3 separate regions of the Homo sapiens genome follow, and regions 2 and 3 are each linked to region 1. Evidence: chromatin loops called from intact Hi-C (ENCODE). Cell type or tissue: ovary. All regions are shown on one strand.

Region 1 (8,000 bases):
GCTGCTTGGCAGGGGTCTGGGACCAACAGGGTGGGTGCTCCTCCTGCTGCTGTACTCCAGGGTGGGTGCTCCTCCTCCTGCTGTACTCCAGCTCTCAGGGGCTCCCCACCTGTGCCCTTGGCTCCCAGCCCCAGAGCAGCCCATGGCACACTCCCGCCAAAGTCCCAGTGATGGAAGGAAGACAGCTGACCGAGGGAGGCCCAGGCCTGCCCCCAACTTGCCAGGGGTCGCCTCAGGGCCTCTGCCAGCCCATGAGCAAACATCCTGTCTGCTGAGTGCGGGACTAGGCCCCAGGTCAGGAGCTGGGCAGGCTGGGCAGCTCCATTTTGCAGCCGAGGATACAGAGGCACAGAGAGGCCACACAGAACCCTGGTTGGTGGGTTCCAGAGCTGGAATCCCCAAGGGAGGCCAGGGCATGAAGACTGTCCCTCCTGGGGAGGGAGCTGGGTCCCTACCTGGCTCTGGTTCAAAAGCCGGGTGACTTCAGGCAAGTCACCTCCATTTTGCTGTTTGCAGCAGGAGGGGCCTGAATTGGCCCTTCCTTGAAGTCCTTTACAGTTTTATCATTTCCGGGACATTCCTCGCTTGGGAGAGTGCAGGGGCGCAGGCCCAGACGGGCTCTGAGTCAGCCAGAGGAGGCTTCACTGTGTCGGGTGCCATGGAGGGGTGGCAGCTGGGGGGCCTCAGTGTCACTGTCTCCGTGGGGTCAGACATTCTTCTCCACAGTGGGCGTAATGTCCTCATCAGGCCAGGAAAGGACTAGGTCAGCAGAGGCGAGGGGCGCACCGAGCTGAGCCAGGCCTTCTCCCTCCGGAGCCCACCCACCTACTGCCTCCCCAGGGAGGCTGTCCACCAGCAGCAGCAGCCGGGAGCAGAGTGGGCTGGAGAGACCCGGAGGCCGGGCTCCCTCCAAGCCGTCCTGCCTCGACAGCCACCCCACAACGCACGGGGAGTGGCCCGGGCCACAGGCCCTGCTGTGTGGGTCGGAGAGGCCACCGCCATGAGGACGAGACACAGGAGGAGCCTCCCCCCTTGCCGGGGAGCGCCTGCACCACTGTCCTGTGCTCTGCAAGAGATGGCCCTGACTGGCAGAAGGCCATCGGGATAGGCTGCCGTCACCGGCTCTGGCCACCAGCACCCCAGTCCATGCCTCGGCTGGGGATGACTTAGCGTTTCCATGTGCAGACCCCATGCTGGGTGCCTCACCAGTACAAATGCCCTCCCTGCTCCCAGAACCTCCACAGCCCCTCCCCATCACCCTGCATTAGAGACGAGGAAGTGGCTTGCACTGGGTCTCATTCCTGGCCGCTTTGTCAGTGTACGATTGAACGGGACAGCCGGGGCTGCCTGGCTGCAAGCCGCGGCATACACACTCAGCACAGTTTTCCCAGCTCAGCCCCGCTCCCTCCTGCCCCCAGGCCTCAGTCTCCCCATCTGTGAGGTGGGGTGATGCCATCCCACTGATGACTCCAGAGCTGTCCAGGGGCTCAGGCAGGACCCTGGGACAAGAGATCTTCAAAGCTGTAAAGGGGCGTGGACCTGCCCCCCAGCCACCCCCTCAGCACTGCCCACCTTCTGCTGGTGGCCTTCCTCCCTCACTGCTGCCCCTTCCAGGAAGCCACCTGGATTTCAGGCAAGGCTCCTTTCTCAGTAGCCCTCGCTGTTTACCCCACGCCACCTGTCCTGAGTGGCGGGCCCTGCCCTTAGGTCCCAATGGGCACTTACCTGATGTCATAGCCATGCATGTCCTTCTCCGGGCGCCCATGGATGATCCAGTGGGCCAGCTCCTGCCCACAGCCACCACCCAGCATCATTCCTGGCAGGAAGAGAAGCGCAGGGCTGCGGTCTGCCCCCCAGGGTCCCCCACCCATGTCCAAACATGTGCCCCCATCTCCACGGACAGCACAGACACTCCAAGCTCTGCTCTCACACCTGGGGTGCTGCACGCCTCCTGATTGGACTGCTGCTGGACTGGACCCTGGCACAGGTGCACTCTCTGGGAAGCAGAAGGGGCTGGACTCCCCAGCCTCTCCTGTCCCCACCACTGTCGGGGGCCACGGTGCTCCTGCGCCCGCCTCCCCCAGAGCTCTGGGAATGACAGGACCTCCCTCTTGGGGGCCAGGAGGGCTGCTGCCCGGACTCACCTGCGCTGTTGAAGCCACAGCCCAGGAAGAACCCTCGGAGCTCAGGTGCCTCCCCCATCAGGGGCTTGTGGTCGGGCGTGAAGGATTCTGAAAGAAGGAGAGAGAGGCCTGGAGTCCCTTTTGCAGTGCACATACTCTTGGGGTGAGGTCTTCCAAGAGAGCAGTGATCAGGCAGGGTCTGCAGGGGCCCCTCCACCCAACCCCCTCCCTCCTCTAGGCCCTGCTCAGCGCCACTTCCTCATGGGGGCCTCCCCGCTGGCTCCTGCCCGTGCTCTCTGAGCCCCTCCACGTGTGCTGCCAGAACCAGCTGACGGCGACCTGGCTGGGTTCTGCCTGGTGGGGTCCCGCTGTCTTGTGGCCGTTGTCCTGCCGACAAGGAGCCCTTCTCTGACCCTGGAGACCATGCTGCGGCTCCCCCAGTGCACCAGCGTCCTGCTGTGTCCCTGCCAGAGACTTGTCACTCCTGCCCACTGGACCTTGAGAGGGCAGAGACCAGTTTTCTCACTCCACTTCCCCCCGCCCAGCACAGGGTCAGAGCCCAGCAAGTGCAGGTGCTTGATAAATGTCTGTTGAGCCAACAAAGGCTCCCAACTTCTGCGGGGGAGGAGACCAATGTCCCACTCCGGCGGCCACAGCTGAGCCTCAGACAGAGGCCAGGACACGGTGGGAGGGGAACCCTGGCTCTCTGTGGCCACAGTCCTGGATTCAAAACCTGCTTCACCCCTTCCTAGCTGTGTGGCATTGGGCGAGTCACTTCGCCTCTCTGAGCAAGGCTTAGCGTCCTAGTCTATAAAACTGGGATAGCAGAACCTCCACAGAGCTGTGCGCTCGCCAGCCTACAGACGTTCATGTCCTGGGCTTGGCCCTGGGAGGCAGCGCTGAGCAGGACATGTCCCAGCCCTCGAGGAGCTGACGGAGGGAGGGAGCAAATACTTAAATAAGCAAAAAACAGACGGTCTCGTAAAGAAAATACGATGAACTGAGGGCCACGCGTCACTGAGGTGCCAGCTGCTACTGTTGGCACCCCAGCACCACACCATGTTAGACTCTAGATGAGGAAGCGGCCGGCCCTGGTCTGAGGGACCCCAGGGCACTTCGTTCGTGAACGATGATACGGGGATGGCTCCAAGTCTGGGGGGTCATCCTCTGCATGCAGATCAGGAGCAAGTGCCGTCCCGCTCCCTGGAGAGCAATCAGGGCCCCCACGCTAGGAGCTGAGGGGGCAGAGAGCCACGGGGAGCCTGGGCTAAGAGCCTGGCCAGGAGAGGCAGGGCTCCTTGAGGGGCAGAAGGTGGCAGGGCCACTGCAGGGGAGGGTGGAGGAGGCAGGCTAGAGGGGCAGGGCCCTACGTGGAGGGCCTGGGTTATCAGGGCAGAGGGCAGAGGCCGGAGCAGCCATCTGGGTGAGAGACAAGGAAGGCTCCAGAGAAGGTGACGATGGGGCAGAAAGAGTGAGCTGAGGCCGGGTGCAGTGGCTCACGCCTGTAATCCCAGTACTTTGGGAGGCCAAGGCAGGCGGATGTCTGGAGCCCAGGAGCTCAGGACCAGCCTGAGCAACATAGCGAGACGGCATCTCTACAAAAAAATCAAAAAATTAGCCGGATGTGGTGGAGCGAGCCTGTAGTTCCAGCTACTCAGGAGGCGGAGAAGGGAGGATGGCTTGAGCCCAGGAGGTAGAGGCTGCAGGGAGCCAAAATCGCACCACTGCTCTGCAGCCTGGGCAACACAGCAAGACCTTTAAAAAAGGGGGGATTGGGGAGGTAACCTGGGCTGGGTTTGGGGATGGCCCAGGGAGCACCTTGGGAGGGCTGGAACTATTTCTAGGCCCAGGGAGGGCAGGAAAGAAGCTCTGAACAACCTCACAGGGAATCTGCGGGGAGCGCTATCAAGAGCTAGCGGAGGGGCAGCTGCAGGGAACAAGGGTCTCTTGGATGTTTCACAAATGACTCATGCGGGTTGAGTAACCCGAGGACACATGGGACCTCCAGGCAACATGGCCAGGGGCCAGGCCTGCGGCTCCCACCCTGACCTTGGTGAGCTCCACCATCCTGGAATGAGAGCTCTGCCTGCCCTCCCAGGCGCTCCCTAAGTCACGGGGGCCTGGGACTTCCCTGCTCTTTCCTGGAGGCCAAAGGCCATTGGCCGTGCCTGGCAAGGAGAAATGCTGATTCCCCACCAGTCTCCCATCCAGCCGACAGACCAGATCCAAGATGTCCTTGCCTGCACATCTTCCCCAAAATAGGGCTTCGTGGGGAGTACCGGCTCCCCAGGCTAATTAAAACGAGAGGAAGAGAAAGATAGAGAGAGACAGAGAGACGCCTGGGGTTATCTGTGCCCCTGGGATTCTTCCGGGCCTGTGTTTCTCGCTGCCAGACCCACGCAAGCTGCGGGGTGGGGGCAGTGAGTCACGGCTGTGTGCTCCTACCCTGCACGCTGCCCCGGCCCCTGGGGCTCTATCTGCTTCTCCCCGGGGCTGCACTTCACTCCAAAGGCTCCCATAGGAGTCGAATTCATTCAAGTAGCCCCTGCTGACGGCTGAGCAGATGCTGAGCGTGCCAGGACAGAGGGGGCTGGACTCCTCGGTGGCCACAGCCCTTCTGTGTCGGGACTCTTCCCTGTCTTTAGGGCCCTCATCCGCTCCCTGCATGGCCCGTGGAAGTCCCTGGGCTCCCCGCTTTGTGCCGCCCACCTCTACTCAAATGCTCTCTACAGCTGCTGGGCCTGGCCTATGCCCTGCACCGCCCCTGTGGCTTCTGGTCCCTAGGCCACCCTGCCGAGTCAGTGCTCCGTCACCATCTCACAGATGCACCTACTCCAGAGGGCACCCATTCCAGTGCCCTTCACTAAAGGCACAGAGGGACTCACCAGGCTTCTGACACGAAGTTTCCCTGGGGGCAACACTGTGTCTTCCTGAACCTCTCTCCCAGCCCTGAAGCGGGGCCAGAGCTCCCCCTACCAGGAAGCAGTGGGGAACACCATGTGATTCTGCTGGAACCCCAATGTGGGGGATTGTCTGTGCCCACCTGGTGCTCCCCTGCTCAGATCACGTATCCGCGGCAGGCCCAGCGCTGACTCGCCCTCCAGGGCCGGGCTAGGCTGCCCCTCCTCCTGGCCGCCCGTCTGTGTCCTCAGGCTGTGGCCACCCAGTCACCCCATGCCTCGTGTCAGAGCACCCACCCACGGGCTGTGATCAGTGACTTGCATTGGGTCTCCCCTGCCAGAAGGAGGGCGCTGGCCCTGAGCGTGCCTGCCTCCACCACCGACGAAGTGCCACTTAATGTAGAATGAATGCCCTCATGAAGGAATGCTGGTGCTCTGGGGTCACCGGTAGCTCCTGGGCTGCCCCACACTCAACTCAGGGACGTCTGGCTCAAAGTCCCGTGGTTATAAACACTGGGGTGCCAAGGTCAGCTGCAGCCCCTCCTGCTTCCCAGAGAGTGCACCTTTGCCAGGGCCCAGGCCAGCAGCCTCAGCCCCACACCCGCCCCCTGGGGCAGAGCCTTCCGGGCTCCCCAGGCCAGCAGCCTCAGCCCCACACCCGCCCCCTGGGGCAGAGCCTTCCAGGCTCCCCAGGCCAGTAGGGTGGGGTGGGGCTGAGCTGCGCTGTGGATGACCCACGTGGGGCATCTGGGAGCTGAGCCCACCTTTTTGCTCCAGCCTCTTCCAGCTAAGTTCTCCTGGGGCTAGCAAGGAGGGCCAGAGTTAGGGGAATCTTGACACAAGAACCTTCCCCCGCTGAGCTGGCCTCCAGGTGCAAGCCGCCAAGAACAGGAGGGAGGCCAGCAGCATGGGGTCCTGGCCAGGGCAGTGCTCTCTGGGAGCGGTGGGGGCTGGGGCTGGAGGCAGAACTGGGACTCACAGCTGTATAAGCCTCTCATCAGGGAAGGTCTCAGCCCTTCCATTCCTGGCTCAGCCTCACAGGGTGCTGGGATGTGGCCCGCTATTCCCATTTTACAGATGAAAACACAGAATTCCAGGGACAAGTCAAGTCTAGGGATGAAGAAGCCCAGGTGGGGAAGCCAGGACCAGCCACCCTTGAGGCAGGAGGAGGCCCTGGCCTCGTGCTTGGGGCAGATGATGGCCCTTGTGAAGCCCAGGCCTCTCGCCCGTAGAGGGGAATAAAGGCCACACCTAGTACCCAGGGCTGCTGGAGCCAAGCAGCGAGAGGGACCGGGGACAGCCCTGGGTCCCCTGTGTGACACAGGCTGGTCTCACGGGGCATCACTACTAACAGTCATCAGACCAAAGGACCCATGGACGCCCACCCCAGCTCCGAGGCTGTCACTCACCAGGGCCGCAGACCGTGGACTTGATTCCTGTCTTCTCCAGCACGGGGACCCTGTTGATGGCGCCTTCAATGTGCTGGGTGAACACCTCCCAGTCCAGGTCAAAGAGGCCGAAGGCAAACTTGTCTGACACCTGCCAAGGCAGGGCAGGGGAACATCTCCGTTGTCCCCAAGAAGGCCATGCATCCCCATGCCAAACCTGCCTTGTGATGGCTGCCAGGCCAGCCTCTGCTGAATCAGATGCATTAGAGGGCTGGTGGTCACCCACACGTCCCAGCCGTTTGTCTCCCCCACCCACCAACCCATCAGCAAGGTCTGTCTGCTCCCCCTCCCCACCCCAGCCCAGGCCTCCACCCACTCCCCTAGATCCCACCATGCCCCTTCCCTACTCACAAGCCTCCTCTGGCCCCCTGCAGCTCACGATGGCCCCAAAGCCCTGTATGGCATGTGCCAGCCTGCCTACCTCTACCACTGGGCCCGCCACCCTGACCTTCCTGCAGCTCTTTGGGAAGAGCAAGCTTGTGTGAGCTCAAGGCCTTCACCCCTCAATGGGGCAGTTCTTCACCCAGACCTGGCACGCTGGTTTGTTGTCGCGGTGCAGGGCTCTGCTTGGATGTCCCCTCCCTGAAAAACCCTGCCCTGACCACCCATCTAAAGGATATCCTTCTGCTCCAGTCTCTCTAGGCTGATCCTTAACCTGCTAATTTTATTCAGTGCGCGATCATCTTCCAGAATTTCATTCCTTGTTCATTTGTTTGTTTGTTTGTTTGTAACAGTCTCACTCTGTCACCCAGGCTGGAGTAAAGTGGTGCGATCTCGGCTCACTGCCACCTCCATCTCCCGGGTTCAAGTGATTCTCCTGCCTCAGCCTCCCAAGTAGCTGGGATTACAGGTGCCCGCCACCACACCTGGCTAATTTTTGTATTTTTAGTAGAGTTGGGATTTCACCATGTTGGCCAGGCTGGCCTCAAATTCCTGACCTCAGGTGGTCCGCCCACCTCAGCCTCCCAAAGTGCTGGGATTACAGGTGTGAGCCACCGTGCCCAGCCATTTGTTTGTTTATTGTATGTCTCTCCACCAAAATATAGGCACCCAGAGTCAGGGACTTTTATCTTAGTTTCCCTCTTTCTCCAGAAATTAAAGCAGTTTTTAGCCCAAAGTAGCCACTCAGTCGTTCCATGTGTGGACTAAATGCATATACACATAGAACAGGGCTGCAGGGCTGCCCTAACCCCAGAAGCTGCCCGGGAAACAGCCCAGGCCAGGGGAAATGCCGCTGCAGCAGCTGGTTGGGAGGGCAGTGTCATTTGCTGAAGGACGTAGGACTTGTGTGCTCTCATGCCCTTCTGAGGTCATCACTCCACACTGCGCAGACCTTCTCTGTGGATGTTTTGAGGCAAAGCCCTCCAGCTGCCCTGGGTCTGTATTTGACTGCCTGCCAGGACCGTCAGGGTAAGAGCAAGATGGCTTTGAGCTTGGTGGGGTCAGGGGACCGGCCACTTCTCAGGTGTGCCTCTGAGGAGCTTCAGGAGGATGGACTTCCTGAAAGAGGCCCTCTCCATGCTGAGATG
Region 2 (8,000 bases), 130 kb before region 1:
GTCACTGCCCGGCCAAGCCTTGTCTTTGAGGGCGGTGCCTTCCCTGGGCAGAGAGGGGCTGCCCCGGCCCTGGGGCTCCATGGCAGGGCACAAAAGGAGAGGCAGAGCCCCAGAGAGGGAAGGGGGCTCCTGGGGCCAGGCTGCTGAGAGGAAATAATTGCCTCTTTCTGGGTGAGGAAGAGCTGCCTTCCTGATGGCTGGTGTCCTGGGATGTGGGGCATTTCTCTGGGGTAGCCATTGACGTCATTTCCTTAGCAGCAGGAGAGCGGGTGAGAATTCCCAGGAGACCTCAGCCTGGGTGGGCGCTTGGTGGAAAGTGGGCTCAGATGAGGTCTTCAGATGGCAGCAGTAGGCTCTGGCTGCTTGGGGTCCACCAGGAGCTGGGCCAGGCCTCCTAGGTCCTGCTGAGAAGCAGGTAGGGGAGGTGACCTGCAACTCTGTCTCCCTTGGGGATCTCAGTTCCTGTTGAGACCCACAGCCTGAAGACCTCTGTCCTCAGGGTCTCTCCTCATCACACAAGATGGGGAGACTGAGGCCCAGGGGTGGGAAGGGCCAGCCAAGTCTCACGGGGAACTCGGGGGTTTTCAACCCCTGGGCCATGGCTCTGCCCCTGACGAGCCCCGGGCTGCCTCCGTTCACTGCCGCTTGCTGGCCCTGTTTCTGGCTGAGCACTGGGTCTATACATTTCCACGTTGCCTCTCCCACGGCAGGGGGACTGCGACATGGCCTCTCCCTCTCCCCGTGCCTCCCTCTGCCACCAAAAAGCTGGTCAGGGCGGAGCATCCCAAGGGCCCTGATGCCCCTGAAAGTCTCCCTTCTAGGGGGCAGCTGGTCCATCTTCAGGGAGCTCAGCACGTGTCTCAGCCTAGGCAGACACTTGGCCCTTGAACCCGGAAGAGTGTGTGTGTGAGAGAGAGGGAGAGACGGGTAGGGGAGAGAGAGGGAAAAATGGAGAGAAAGAGGCTGGAGTTCAAGGTGGAGGAGCAGAATCCTTGGTCTGCAATTGCCAGGGAGGGCCTTGCTGCAGGGCCCTGGGCCTCACTGAGGTCATCCCTTCCTTGAGCAGGTGAGAAGGGTGAGACCCAGGGAGGGGGTGACACATGGAGACCTCCTGGGAAGGCCAGGTTGTTGGGTCTGAGACAGAATCATCAGGAGTAACGGTGGCCTCTGTGCCTGAGAGCCCTGGTGCATGCCCAGCCGGCTGTATGGTCACCTGGTCCTTCTAGCCCCAGGCCCCAGCTGTGCCTCCCCCCAGGACACATTTGTGTTCAATGAGCCTTATCCCTGCCACGAGCCTGGGGGCTCCCCAAGCCTGGGCCTCCCCTGAGGACAGGGATTCCAGGAGGGCTCAGCCAAGCCCCACTTGGGGCCTGGGGCCAGGTGGGTGTGCCAAAGGAATCCCCCCATTGTCTCAGGACCTTCAAGGCCAGGATCCCGGGGGCGGGCCCAGGTCACACGTCGGTGCTGATGCTGCGGCTCCTGGCGAAGGCCTCCCGCATGGCTGAGAGGCGGTTGGGGTTGAGCGCCTGCAGGCCCCCGAAGCCCCCCGGGGGCAGCTCCACGTCCTCCTGGCTCACGCTCTTGTAGAGCACGCGCTCCCCGCCGTTCAGCACGTCCTCTTCCTCCTCCGGCGGCTCCTGCAGGAAGAAGGTGGGGGGCTCGCAGTGGGAGCAGCTGCGGCAGAGGGCGCGGGCCTGCGGGGACTTCTGGCTGAAGGAGGTGGAGGCGGTGGGGTAGAGCGCCGGCCCGTTGGTCAGCACCAGGTTGCGGTTGGAGTGCAGCGGGGGCAGGTGCGAGTGAACGGCGAAGTCTGGTTCCTCCTCGTCCTCCTCCGACTCGTCCTTCTTGCAGCAGTAGTACTGCGGGCAGAGGGACGGTGACCATGCGGCCGCCCGCTCCCACCCCAGAACCGACATGTGGGAAAGGCTACCCCTGACTGGGGAGGGGAGATAGGCACGGTGGGAGTGGGGTGGCCCAAGCCCAGGCCTGACACCTCAGCTGTTTAACCAGTGCTATGGGTCTCACTCAGGCCAGGCGCAGTGCTGAGCACTTCACAACGATCCACTCATCTCTTCCGCCCAGCAACGTGCAGGTGTGACTGTTATCTCCATTTTGCAGGTGGGGAGACTGAGGCGTGGAGGGGTTCGCAGCCCCACATCAGCAGAGCCGGGGGTCACAGGCACTGGCAGCTGTGTTGCCTCGCCCTGCCCCGATGGCTCCCCCTCATCTCTCAGGGAGACATGGAGACTCTGGATGGCCCTGGAGTGCAGGTGGGAAGGATTGCTCACTGTGACACTCCTTTTGGGCAGCTGGTGCCCTTGGCTAAGTCCCTTCCCGTCTCTGAGCCTCTTTATAAGCTCTGGGTGAGGGGAGTCAGGCGCATCTTACTGAGCCCCATGGTAGGGTCCTGCTGCCTTCTGCTGTGTGTCTTCTCTGCCACAGGGCTCTTCCCCACTTCCCGGGCCGTGACCCTTGTGACCTTCAGGCGGGGCTCCCTCCCGAGGTAGGGGCACCCTCTGGGCCTCCCTGCCCTGTCCCCTTCCCCGCCGCCCGGGAATACCTGGAGCCGGCAGTAGCACAGAACAGCGATGATGCAGAGCAAAATCACAGTCGCCAAGATGCCCCCGGTGATGACCACGGTCCCGGCTGTCATCCGCCCCCTTCTCCATCAACAGCCTGCAACACACGCCGCCAGCTTTAGAGCATCACGCTTCCTCACCACAAAAGTCACTCGTGCTATTCTAGAGAACTGAGAAGACAAGCTGAGGGGAAAAAAGCACCCCAGGATGTGCCTGTGAGAGGCAGGGGCTCTGCCGGGGACGGGGTGCAGCAGGAGCCCAGGTCCTGCTCTGCCTCAGCTGGCCTCTGTCCCTGCCCCTCTCCCAGCCTCAGCTTCCACATCCGTAGAAGGTGGATGCTAATAGCACAGGGTTTTGTGACACTTTTACAAGCGTGTCTCTCCATGCTTAGTGTAGCATGCTGTCAATGAATGGCGCCCTTCCAGCCTGGCTCTACAAGCTTGCACGTTTTTAAATTTACCCAAATGCAGTCAGGCCGAACATATGGTTTTGTAACCTGCTTCCCTGCATTTTCATCTCACACAGTCACCATTATTCTGCCATATCCTTAAATTTTCTTCTGCAACATAGTCTCTAACCCGATTCCATTGTTTCATGTAACTGACTCCTTTTCTTTAAAATGCTTAATTGTGGTAAAGCACACATAAAATGTACCATCTTCACCATTTGTACGTGTGCGGCTTAGTAGCATGAATTATATTTCACACTGTTGGGCAACTAATCTCCAGAATTTTTCATCTTGCAAAACTGAAAACCAATTCCTGCCTGACGTTTGGGCTTCTTACATTAAAGAAATATTTTTAGCAATGTTTTAATAAGCGTCTTTGTAGCTAAGTAATGGGAACCACCTGAACCTGCTTCAGTGGCTTTCAGGATACATTCTTAGAAGTGGGATTTCCAGGCCTAGGGACATGCCCTTTGCAAACTCCTTCTTGTGGAAAATGTCCATCAAACACAACGCAGGGAGGCTGGAGTGATGCTGTCAGTGGCTGCTGCATTCAGCTCATCCCTGTCCTGGGCTGTGCTGATAAACCAGCTCTCAAAGCACCCGGCTGGGAGCATTTGCTGATTTTTGTGGTGTAGATTTTCTTACCATGGCCAGTTTCAGTTCAAGCAAGGTTTGACAAGCGGCTTACAAAATTCCTAAATTCTTCACAATCACCTCTCACAGAGCAGTGGGAGCTGGCGCCACTTCCCTTCCTCAATTTCCCAAGCCTCATTTTTATTTTTTTTTCTTGCTGGGGTATGGGGTGGAGGAAGAGATTGGAGTATTTTAAAGGAAATCACAGAGCATATCACTTTACCCATAAATACTCCAGTGCAGCATCTGACGGAGGAGGATTTTAAAAAAATTACCCAGCCTACGTTTAGCTTTCTCCTGTCGTCTCTGAAATGCCTTTTTTACGGTTGGTTAGTTCAAATCAGGATGTACTTGCTTTTGGCTCCTTTTGCTCTAGAACAGCTCAAAACCCATTCACGCCCCGCACCCCCATGTTGTTTATTGGAGAAACTGGGTTGTTTATCTGACAGAATTTTCCAGGCACTGGAGCTGGCCGGGATTCCTCGCATGGCATTGAACATGCTCCTTTATCAGTGTTTCTCCTCTAAACTGGCTTCCTGTTGCATCACTCCCAGGGGCCTGGTGTCTGCTGTCCCCCTCATCTTGACGTCACAATCAGCTAATGACTGCAGCTGCTCTCGGCCAGTTCTTCCATTGCCAGATTCCGGGGGGTCTCCCAGCCCATTGCTGCAGCATCCTGTGCGTGACCTGGATCTGTTACTTCACTAGGAGTTACAAAGTAGTGACTTTCCAAATGTTATCCTTCTTTCCACGTTTATGAGCTCCAGTTCTTCTTGAAAAAGCTCTAAAGCACATGCCTTTATCATCTGTGTGGTTACCCTAGCATGCGGCCTGCAGAGGGAAGGCTCAGAGGTTCCATTCCTCCCTTTATCAGGGATCAGAATGAGCTGGTGCCCTGAGGTTTGTGGCTGTGTGTGTGCCGAGAGGACGGAGAACAGGCCAGCCCAGATCCACACCTCTCAGTGAACCAAAAGTGACCCTGCCCCCTTTGCAGGCCCCGCGTGCCTACTGGTCCCAGCCTGTTGTCTGCCCCAGCTTGCCTTTCTACGTGGAAACTTGCCCAGTGCAATCTCACTGATTTTTGAAAATATATTTGATGCGTTTCAGTCCACTGCAGTCATGATTCTTTTTGATGTTCAAATGATCCCACTAGGGAGCAAACCGAGGCCTGGAGAGAAATGACCCGCCCAGGCCCCAGCACCAGTAAGATGAGGGATCTGGGTCAGGTCAGGGCTGGATCCGCTGCTACCATCCACCTTGGGGCCCCTGCCACCCTACCCCGACTGCTGAACCCCATGTCTCCTCCACGTGAATGCCTTGAATGCCACAGCTCCTTTGGGGAAGCACACACTGTGCTGATAGCAGGTTTGGGGGTGCTGGCCCAGCCATGGCCCTCTTCTTTGTGCCCTGAGCCAAGAGGCTGGTGGCCACTTCTGAGCCCTCTGCTGCTGTCCTTTCGGCCACAGTTTATTGGGTTTGGGATGGACGTGCACCCCAGGCTGGGCCAGCCGGCCTCTCTCCTGGGAAATGGAATTAAGGCCTGAGACACTGGCCGGTCCCTGCTGGTCGCTTGACCTTGGGTAGAGACATGAGTGCTCAGGCTGTGGCCAGGCTGTAGCCACGGGTGGGGTTTTCAGCCACATGTTGGAGAGTCAGAAGGCGCTGGTCCCCGGAGGGAGCGAGGAAGGCCACAGCTGCCGGAGAGATTGCTGTTGTGGTCCTGACTCAGGTGCCGATCCCTCCCCGACACCTGCAGAGTGACTCCTGCTGTGTGTATGTCACCTACTGTGTGTATGTCACCTGGAGGGCATTTTTGCTATTTGCACCCAGGTAATTATGGCCCCACTTCATCAATGAGGGCACTCACACAGCTTGGGAGGGGTTGAGGGAGGTGGAGGCTCGTGCCCGAGTGTTGTCTGTGGTCATGCAGGGATTAAAATTCAGCACCACCCTCCACTACGGGCCATGGCTGAGGGCCCACTGCTAGGGCTTACTGATAGCAATGGGGGCCACTGCTTTCCCATAGGGAAGCATGGGCCTGGGTGGAGGGGCTCCCACTGCTGTCAGGCTGAGACTGCAGGGAGGATGGAGACTGTAGGTGGCCATGGCTGGGCTGAGGTGCTCCCTCAGGGACAGGTACTGGGGAGCCATACAGGACACCCAGGCTAAACCCCCAAGTGCCAGCCTGGCTTTGCCTCTGGTTAGCTGCAAGAATGGGCCTTCAGTGCCTCCATTCCTCTGCCTCAGTTCCCTCCTCTATAAAATGGGAGAACCCCAGGGGTTCTGTGGGACAGCAGCTGCACCATGCTCAGTGCTGTGCTGATGTTAGGACCGTGTCCCTCCCTGGGTCTGAGTCCTTCATCGGGTCCCTGAGGGAGCTGGCCCCGCTCGCCGCAAAGCTCTCTCTCAGGTCTGAGATGCAGCCGGTCCCTGGCTCCGCCTGGCTGCAGCTCCTCTGGGCCCAGGTCTCCTCCAGCGGAGAGCAGCCTGGCGGCGTGACGGGAAGGGTGCCGGCTCAGGCCAGGTGCCCAGGGCTGTCAGCAGCCACCCTCCAACACCCAGGCTGGTCCAGCTGGAGCCTCTCAGCCTCGCTCTGCAGATACACGCCTGCCGAGGAGCAGCAACGCCCGAGACGGCGCCAGGTCCCAGGGCCAGGCATGGCCGACAGACACACACTCCGCTGGCAGCTCCACCAGCGCCCAGCCTGACATCAGACCACAGTTCACTCCGAGCAGCTCCCAAAAACACGGCCTCCCTGGGCCTCCACCCTCCTGCCTCCCCTCTGCTCTAGCTGTGCCCCACCCTCTGGGATGCCCATCCCCCCCCCGGACCTACCACGCCATCAAAGCCCAGCACGTGCCCTCCTCTCCCAGGAAGCCTTCCTGAACTTTAATACACACCACAGAACTTCAAAACTTCAAACGCCAGAGCTGAGAGGGACCAGGTCCCACCCCTTCATTTAATGGGGGAAGAATATGGACCACCTGCTGCCCTCCCTGAGTGCTTACCTTCAGCCTCCTCCCTGGGGACCCCAGGACTCTACTCAGCTGTGGCCCAGGTGATACGAGTCTGCGGGGCCTCTGTCCTGCTCTACTCTTGCGGGTGACCTTGGGTCAGAGGCCTCTCCCTGGGTTCAGTTTTCTTATCTGTACAATGGGTGTGGCAGGGTTTAGACGCTGATTCCTCCCAACTCTGGGGGACTTGGATTTTTAATTGGTCCTGCCAGGAATCCAGATGATTTAGACACCCAACAAAGTCAGGATTATGAAAATGTAAACAAACATCAAGTGATAAGGCGAAAAAGCCAGATGACACCCTCCAAGGGTAGGCAGAGAACGGGAAGGGCTACAGACACTTTGGCTCCCAAGGATACTTGTGCTCTGAGAAAGCTGAGTGCCTGAGAGAACAGGGGAGGACTTGGCTGCTCAGGGTGGTAACGGATGGGGGAGGAACCGAGGGAAACTTCCTGGAGGAGGAAGCTTCTGAGCCGGGCTGTGAAGGATGGGCTGGGAGAAGAAGGAGAGGGCCTGTTGGTGCTGGGAACAGCACAGGCCAAGCCTCGGAGGCAGAGCCATGCGGGTCAGGCCCAGCAACAGCCTGGCAGAGGCTACTCTGCCGCCTGCTTGTGACTCGAGCCCCACCCCTCTTCCAGCTCCCTGAAGCCTCCGCACTGCCAGCCAAGGCAATTTGGCGAGAATAGCGCTGAATTGTTTATCTGCCCCCTGGGACCATAAATGGTTTTAAAGCTTTATAAATGGCTTTGCTTCCCTGTTCCCACCCCGGGTTTTTACAGGGACAGGTTGTGAGATGGGGCTCCCCTGTGCGTCCCCCACCCCAGTCCACAGAGTCTGTGGCAAGGGGGCCTGGGCGGGCAACAGTCCCCTTCTGAGGGCCCCATCTCGTCTCTGTAGCCGGCAGGGAGAGCCAGCTGCGTTTACAAGCTTCAGTTGTCTCCTGCGGCACCGGCACCGAGGAATGAATGGCGTGGAGCTGGGGGTGGGGCAGGAAACACCTGGCAGCAGAGCCAGACACGGGCCTCCACCTGCCTCCCCCGGGAGCCCCCTCCCCACACCCACCTTTCCCTGGCAGGAGACCCCCTGCTAACCACCATCTGGGCCACACGTCCCGTGCTGAATTTCAGACTCTGCTAGTTTTCTGTCCCTCTTGCCACATCCCCCTCACTTGCCGTAAAGCCCACGGGAACGGACCCCTCCAGAGCTTATTTATTTTGTGCCCCAGCCCCAGCCCCCGCCACTGCCTTGCATGGTACAGGGCCCAGGCGACGCTTAATGAAGGCTTCTGTCTGCCTCGTTCACCTGAGATGCCCAGCGCTCGTGGTA
Region 3 (8,000 bases), 210 kb before region 1:
TGTTTTCTGATTCATGTACTTGTTACTTGCTGGGTGCTGTCTGTGGGATCAGTCAGGCACTTGGCTGCCTAGAATTCTGTCCCACTGCACTGTGATGAGCCCAACAGCCAAGATCCCTGCGAGCTCACAGCTCAGGAGGCGGTGCCTAGGGGCTTCGCTGGTCCACAGTGAAGACCTCTGTTGGGCCATCCAGTGGCAGAACAGGGCAGGACAAAGGAGGCCGTGAGTGCAGTGTACAGCACACAGGACTCAGAGACCCCAAACTTGGGGCCGTGTCCTGGCTCTGTCAGTGTGAGGTCTCACCCATGCAGACACTCCGTGGATCCTTGGTTTTCCAGCTGGTGAGATGGGGAAGCCAAGATGACTAAGATGCATGGTGATGAGGAAGTGGTCCCAGGTGCGAGAGCCTGGTCCAGGCCTAAAGACCGTCACGGGAGTGATCTCGACAACTGGTAGGGCGAAGGCACCATGGGACCCAGCATAGAAGAGCAGGTGTCTGCAGGAGGGACAAGTGGAGCTCTGGGGCCTCTTAGGCTGCCTTCTGTGCTGACATCTTTGGTTCTGCCATTGTGGTTTCTGGAATGGGCTGGCAGGCCAGGGGCCAGAGAACGCCCCAGTTTCCTCTGCCCCTCCTCTCCTACCTCTGGAAGGCTCAGGCAGCCAGGGCCGGTGGTCTGAGGCTGCAGCTTCCCGGAGCTCCAAGCCAGCAGCAGACGCTTATCAGCCTGCTGTGGTGCGGGGGCCGAACTCTGCCCAAACGTCTTCCAGATGTGGCCGCAGCTACTCGATAGCCTGGCTCCAGCCGGGGCTCTAGGCCAGCAGGCTCCCGTTAGCCTAGCTGTTAGGAAAACAAAACCCAATGAAGGCCCAAGGGACCCAGCTTCTCGGAAGGGAAGGGAGTGATTGGGCAGAAGCCCTGGCCAGGCCCGGCCACTGGCCCTAAGCTTGGGGTGGTCATGGCCGTCTGCTGGCTCCTCTGGGCTCCTCCTGGGGTGAGCCTGGGCCCCCTGGCTAAAGGGGTTCCCCTGTGTGCAGGATGCAGCTTTTGTCTCTTTTGCTTCTCCACAGTGTGTGCGGGTGGGGGGCGTGGGGTCATGTCCCTATCACCGTAGACAGGATGGCAGCTTGACAACATGGTGCAGTTTGCCGATGAGCCTGAGGGGCCGGTGCACCTCTGCTGCCTTCCTGGCCCAGGGCGGGACTGAACCCAGGCCAGGTTCTCAGTGGGGGGGTGGGTGGGGCTGGGTCCGATGGCCCCGGCAGGATAAGCAGGTGTCACTGCTGGAAGTTTTGGGGACTGAAGGGCCTTACCCAAGGACACACAGCCCCAGGGTGGGTACTCCAGAGCCAGTTCCTTTCTGGCTCATGGCCTGCTCCCGCCTGCGGCCGGTGTGCAGGTCAGCGGGGTCAAGGCTGTCTTCTGTGGTCACTGACTAACTGTTTTTTGCATGTGGACTCGTCAGGGAGGCATAAACCTGCCCTTGCCAAGACAGATATGGAAAAATCCACTCATCCATTCATTTGACAAATATTTGTTAAGTGCCTGCCTACGGCCCGCCAGGCGGAGCGCGGGAACGCGATGCTGATTTAGACACTCCCAGCCTGGGTCGAGCTTCCAGGCTTCATGGGACCACATCCGCCCCTGGCCTGCTGGGCATGGTCTTGGCCTGTGTGATGCAGGCTGGGCCCTGAGCGACGGCTCTCCCGCCACCTCCGTCGTACAAAGGCTGCAGGGGAACGAATGACTAGGTAACTGGGGGTGACCTTGACTCTGTGTGGCTTTAAGACACAAGCCAGCTGTCCAAAAGCTTTGAGCTATGATTGCTGGCAACAATTTGCCTCAATACCCCTCCCAGACCAGGGCAGCTCCCCGCAGGCTGGGGGCCATGGCTGAGAACTGCTGGAGGGACACACGTCCCAGGCACCACCAGTCACCGATGACTGGGCTTTGCACCACTGGAAAACCAGCTGGGGGACTGGTGGGCCCCCAGTGAGCCCTGCTGATGCCACCTTCGCTCTCCCAGCGCCTCCCTCCTCCCCACACTCCTGCCTGGTGGACTTGGCTCCCTCCCGATGGGCAGCAGCCTTCCTGGTCTCTTTCTGCCACTGCCCACCTCTTCATGGAAGCCAGACCCACTGTCAGGCTCCCCCACCTAAAACCCTCACATCCTTAGAACCTGCCCACTGACGCCCACCTTGTGCAGTTCCCAGACAAACCCTGTTAGATCTTTCTCCCTCTCCCTGGGCCACTGGCCCCTTCTCCTTCGGGTCTCCCAGCAGCGCCCGCACTGGGCAGCCTTTCTGACCCAGCGCCTCACTCCCCCAATCCCCCGCGATGGCTCAGTTCTGGGTCTGCCTCCCCCATCAGTCTGTGCACCATCGGAAGGCAGAGCCCAGGTCTGCTGGACTTGTGTGACTCCTTGGGGTTGGGAAAGCTGTGCGGCACATGGAGACACTCAGGAAGGGGCGACGTTTAAACTGGGCCCTGGGACCGAGCCCCCTGTTTCCTGCTGTTTCAGGTCAAGCGTTGGGGCGGCACAGCAAGACCAGGGCAGAGCTGGTGATATGACACAGGGCACGATTCACCCGAGATGGTTGGAGGGGAAGGGTCACCCGTCAGTACTTTCACACGCAAGGCCACGCCACGAGGCCAGCCTGTGTCTGCCTCCCAAGTCCTGCTCATGGGCTCAGTCGGCCACAAATCCTCCCCCTTGAGGGAGGGCAGGAGAAAAGCCCAGCAAAGCCACATTTTTCCTCCACCTTTGGCCACAGGTGACCATGAACACAGGACAGACACACCCCAGACTCAGTCTGTCTCCCTGTCCTGGGACAGAAGCCGGCAATGGACACACAGTCTCCTGCTGGCACCGTTCTCTCCACGTGGGCAGTGGTGGCTTTCTTGCTGCCCCAGTGGGAAGGGTGCAGCAGGTCTGGGGAGGTGCAGGGCACAGGGGCATGGCCAGACTCAGAACCATGGAATGACAAAGCCATCATAGACACGGCCCGAGGGTCGGGCATCTGCAGGCTCGCACGGTTCAGTCCACTTTGCTTTTCTAGCTTCAGTCTCCAACCTGCCTCTTCCAGGCAGCCTTCCTTCCTTACTTTCTTCATCCATAATTCTTGGGCACTTGGTATGAAGCAATTTGTTTCCTTGGCAAATGTGGGTATTTGGTTCCTTAACTGCAGTGAATACTCCCTGATGGTAAGGATAGAGACCCCTCTTAAATTCTAGAGATTTGGTTGGGCACGGTGGCTCACACCTGTAATCCCAGCACTTTGGGAGGCTGAGGCTGGTGGATCATGAGATCAGGAGTTCGAGACCAGCCAACATAGTGAAACCCCGTCTTTACTAAAAATACAAAAATTAGCCGGGCATGGTGGCGCACACCTGTAGTCCCACCTACTTGAGAGGCTGAGGCAGGAGAATCACTTGAACCTGGGAGGCAGAGGTTGTGGTGGAGCCGAGACTGCGCCACTGCACTCCAGCCTGGGCAACAGAGTGAGACTCAGTCTCAAAAAAAAAAAAAAAAAAATTCTAGAGATTCATTGTTTTGCCCTTGACCAATAATAATGAAAATAATAATGATTGCCATTAAAAGAAGTATTTTAAAAAATACTGTGCTGGATGCTTTATAATAAATGTGTCATTTAATCTTAACAACATCCATATGAGGCAGGCACTATTATAAAAGGGGAAACCAAGGCCAAGAGAATGCAGGGAACTTGCCTGAGCTCATAGAGGGAGAGCTGGGGTCCTGACCCCCACCTGCCCCATCTGCTTCCTGCCTCTTCTGCCTTTTAAACTCCCTGACACCTTTCCAGCCAGCCAGCCTCTGACTTAATTTACTCAAAGGGGCCCGCGTGGTCGGCGGGGTGAGGCTGCTGTTCCCATTCACAGGTGGGGAATCTGGATGCAGAGATGGGCAGAAATGGCCCCAAGGTCACCTGGCCATGGAGAGGTGGCCTGGCAGGGGGCCCCAGGGCTGCAAGCACTCTCTGCTGCCTCTAACCACCTTAGGCAGCTTGCTTTGGTAACAAGCTAACCGGCAAAGAGATTTACACCCCGGGGCTTCCTGCCGACTCTGCAGAAACATCCCTTGCCCACCCCTCCTCCACATCCTCCTAGCCAAGCCCCTGCGGCTGAGACCAGGGTGAATTCCTTTCCCGGCGTCCAGCGTGCTTGCCCTAACTACAATCCCAGCCCCGAGAGCGGGACAGTCTATGAAGTAGATGGGGAGCTGTAAAGCCTTTTTAAAAGGGGCAATAAAAGTTTTGGGTTTCAGATCGTCTTACTGGAGAAGAGAATAACAGAGACAGGAAATTTCAGTAGCAGACACGACAAAGGCCACAGCACACAGACTGCCCTTAGACAAAAACGCCTCCGCTTGTGCAAACAGAGGACGGCCTGGCAGGGGGCACTGCCCCGTGCCATGCCAGCCTCACACGAGCTGCCGGGAGCTGGAGGTGGCTGCTACAATAGCCTGTTTTGTTTACATTGCTGTTGAGTGTTTAGAATACGTCTCCGCGTTGGTGCTGCCTGAGGTGTGCAGCACTCTCCCCTGAGCTGGGCTCCTGCTATGTGTGCCAGGAGGGGGTGTGGTGTGTGCCCCAGCACGGGGCACAGGCGTGGGCAGGTCGGGGCCGGAGTGTGGGGCTGGGGCGTGGCTGACCCTGGCACTGGGATGGGTGGGGCCCAGGCTGCTTCTGCTCCCAGGCTCGGGGAGGCTGTTGCTGGGTGTGTGCCCACCCATCCCCCCAGAGTGGGAAATGATCCAGCTGTGGGAGCACATGGTCATTCAGTCACCAAGAGTCCTCAGAGCTGTCCCATCCCTTTTGTTTCCAGCAGATGCACCGTCCTATGCAGTAACCACCAGCCACATGGACAGGGCTGCCTGATCAAACAGAACACTCTGGGATAAACTCGATTTCAGATACACGATGAATCATTTTTTGGTATAGGCGTGTCTCACGCAAGTGTCTCTCCAATAGCTCCCGGGGCACGCTTATGCTGCATGATCGTCTGCTATAGATCTGAAATTGAAACGCAACTGGGCGTCCTGTATTTCATCGGCAACGCCACCCATGTGACTTTTTTTTTGGTATTTTTAGTAGAGACGGGGTTTCACCGTGTTAGCCAGGATGGTCTTGATCTCCTGACCTCGTGATCCGCGCACCTCGGCCTCCCAAAGTGCTTGGATTACAGGCGTGAACCTCCGCACCTGGCCGGACCCATGTGACTATTCGAACTTAAATTATTTAAAATGAGGATAACATTTAAAGATCCAGGTTTGGGGTTGTACCAGCTACGTTGCAGATGCCCAGGCACCAGGCGTGTTGGGCAGCCCAGAGCATCCCCACTGCTAAAGCAAGTCCTCTTGGCCAGTGCTAGCTGGGGACTCCTAGTGACATCTAGAACTACTTTTCCAAGAACTGAACTCACAGTCCCCAGGTCTCCCGATCAGGGCTGGGGAGAGGGAGTTCTGGCTGGGGCGGCCTTGGAGGCCCTTTCTCAGATTCCAGGGACACGACGCCCTCGGGGCTGGCAGACATAGGGATTCAGAGGTGTTTGCATCTGCAGGCCATAATGTTTCTTTCTTGTTAACTTGCAGCGTTGGGGTGACCATTCTGGGTGTCAAGGGAGCAGGGTGGCCCCTCCCGGGTGCTCCCTACCTGGCTCCCTGGTCAGAGCCCCCAAGATGTCAAAGTGGGCCGTGGTGCCTGAGGCCATGGGAGGGAGACACAGCTGGGGGGACTGGCAAGACCCTGGCACCGTCTCCCACCCAGCAGCCACTGTCCCGAGCTGTCTGACGTCCCTGGCCCTCGGAGTCCTTATTGGCAAAGTGGGCTCAGGACTGTGTCCTGGGGCCCCCGAGGGGTCGCCTGTGAAGGGGAGGGGCCTGCCCCTGTCGGGAGGGTCGAGGCTGGGCCTGGAGCCCGGGATCCTGCAGTGGTGGGCAGGGACTGAGGGCTGGAGCGCGCCTCCTAATTGTCCGTGACTTACAGACTTGGCCAGGCTCTGGGCGGCCTTCGTAAATCGCTGCAGTGAGGAGCCTGCCAGTGTGGCCCTTCGCGCTTGGCAGGGCCCTCGTCGCCGCCCTGCTCGGAGTGGCCTGCCGCCTCCAACTTTCCATGTGCTGCTGCTGCGAAGCGGGAAAGGGGGGTGCTGGCTGCTTGCTGTGGTGGGGAGGGAGGTGGGGCGGCCACCGTGCAGGTGCCTGCTTCTGCAGGGATGTCCAGGGCTCTCCAGCTACGGGGTCCCCAGAGCCTGTCCCCTACAAAGCCTGGTGTGAGGCTTATGTGGTCTCCACACGGGGCCAGAGGGGAAGACGCTGATTCAAGGACACCCCGTCTTTTCACAGTGCATGTAGCGTGTGTGGGTGTGTGGTGTATGAAGTGTGTACATGTGTGCACGTGCGTGTGTGTATGTGTGGTGTGTATGTGTAGTTTATGGAGGGTGTATGTGTGTGCACATGCGTGTGTGTATGTGTGGTGTATGGAGTGTGTATATATGTGCACGTGTGTATGTGTGGTGTATGGCATGTGTACATGTGTGCACGTGTATGTGTGGTGTGTGTGTGGTGTATGGAGTGTGCATATGTGTGCACATATGTGTGTGTATGTGTGGTGTATGGAGTGTGTACATTTGTGCACGTGTGTGTGGTGTGTGTGGTGTATGGAGTGTGTATATGTGTGCACATGTGTATGTGTGGTCTATGGAGCGTGTACGTGTGTGCATGTGCATGTGTGTATGTGTGGTGTGTGGTGTATGGAGTGTGTATATATGTGCACGTGTGTGTATGTGATGTATGGAGTGTGTACATGCATGCATGTGCATGTATGTGTGGTGTATGGAGTGTGTATATGTGTGCACGTGCATGTGTGTATGTGTGGTGTATGGAGTGTTTATATGTGTGCACGTGCATGTGTGTATGTGTGGTTTATGGAGTGTGTATGTGTGTGCATGCATGTGTACGTATGTGTGGTGTGTGTGGTGTATGGAATGTATACATGTGTGCACGTGCATGTATGTGTGGTGTGTTTATGGTGTATGGAGTGCATACATGTGTGCACATGTGTGTATGTGTGGTGTGTGGTGTATGCAGTGTGTACATGTGTGCACGTGTGTGTAGGTGTGTGTGGTGTATGGAGTGCGTACATGTGTGCACGTGCATGTGTGGTGTGTGTATGTATGGAGTGCATACATGGGTGCACTTGCGTGTATGTGTAGTGTGTGTGGTGTATGCAGTGTGCACATGTGTGTACGTGTGGTGTGTGGAGTGCGTGCATGTGTGCACATGCGTGTATGTGTGGTGTATGGAGTGCGTACATGTGTGCACATGTGTGTATGTGTGGTGTGTGGTGTATGGAGTGTGTACATGTGTGCACGTGCATGTGTGTATGTGTGGTGTGTGTGCAGGCATGTGTGCACCTCCTCAGGTGGACTGGAAGCGTACAGAGGCAGTGCCATGCCTGTCCCTCAACCCCAGGTCAGGGCTTAGAAGTTGGGTGTCTTCAGCCCTATGATGGGGACACGTAGGACATGTTCCAGTTCCCCTGCTGGGTGGATGGGCTTGGAGCCCTGGATGCTGGAGCCTTGGCTTGCTCATACCCTGAGAGCTGGGGAGAGGGCGCCAGCCTTGGGCTGCTCTGCATTCAAAGACTCCGGGGCCAGGAAAGGGCTGAGCTTGGCTGTCCTCTATGCCTGCCCTTCAAGGCCAGGAGGGACGCCAGGTGAGGAAGGGGCAGGCCAGGGCCCCTGAGACTTGGGGGATGCCAGGCCATCAGGGAGGGCAGCAGATGGGGCCACCAGGCCAGGGTGTCAGAGCGACCGTATGGGGGAGGGGCCTAGAGGGCCACCCTGTCCCCAGCCCAGGAGCGGAGCCAGCTATCTCCCAGCCCTGGAGGCAACAGGGGGTGACTCTAGGACAAATAACCGCCCTCTTTCCATGGGCAGTGGACCTGGGCAACCACTCCCAAGCCGGTGGCACCGTCTGGAAACA

What was found. Peaks named below come from ENCODE experiments on the same cell type or tissue, not always from the same donor. Only the 100,000 strongest peaks of a DNase experiment are listed, where the experiment ranks them.
Region 2: it touches region 1 in a loop (1.9-fold over the local background); 20 of 110 quality-filtered maps call a loop at or near these places.
Region 3: it touches region 1 in a loop (2.1-fold over the local background); 4 of 110 quality-filtered maps call a loop at or near these places.

What each region holds. Positions count from the first base shown.
Region 1 is chr9:133,710,894-133,718,893 of GRCh38, forward strand. It overlaps SARDH (sarcosine dehydrogenase), which reads right to left. Exons shown (of 21, transcript NM_001134707.2): 8 at 6,433-6,562; 9 at 2,145-2,231; 10 at 1,726-1,816. Among named protein-coding and RNA genes, the nearest start is that of SARDH, 23 kb to the right of the region's middle. RefSeq lists enhancers at 490-1,193, 4,710-5,413, 5,414-6,115. In ovary, no CTCF peak of the experiment used is centred here; DNase peaks (open chromatin) are centred at 4,118, 4,628, 5,348, 5,878 and 9 weaker places; H3K27ac peaks cover 1,920 bases.
Region 2 is chr9:133,577,571-133,585,570 of GRCh38, forward strand. FAM163B (family with sequence similarity 163 member B) reads right to left here. Exons shown (of 3, transcript NM_001080515.3): 2 at 2,561-2,676; 3 at 1-1,859. The coding sequence starts at 2,653. The coding sequence ends at 1,452. LOC124902296 (a long non-coding RNA gene) reads left to right here and starts at 1,868. Exons shown (of 2, transcript XR_007061833.1): 1 at 1,868-2,270; 2 at 4,215-4,769. RefSeq lists an enhancer at 40-655. In ovary, no CTCF peak of the experiment used is centred here; a DNase peak (open chromatin) is centred at 4,241; H3K27ac peaks cover 4,476 bases.
Region 3 is chr9:133,505,267-133,513,266 of GRCh38, forward strand. No RefSeq gene overlaps it. Among named protein-coding and RNA genes, the nearest start is that of MYMK, 16 kb to the right of the region's middle. RefSeq lists enhancers at 3,716-4,435, 7,372-8,000. In ovary, a CTCF peak has its summit at 1,571; DNase peaks (open chromatin) are centred at 825, 1,575 and 4,135; H3K27ac peaks cover 2,291 bases.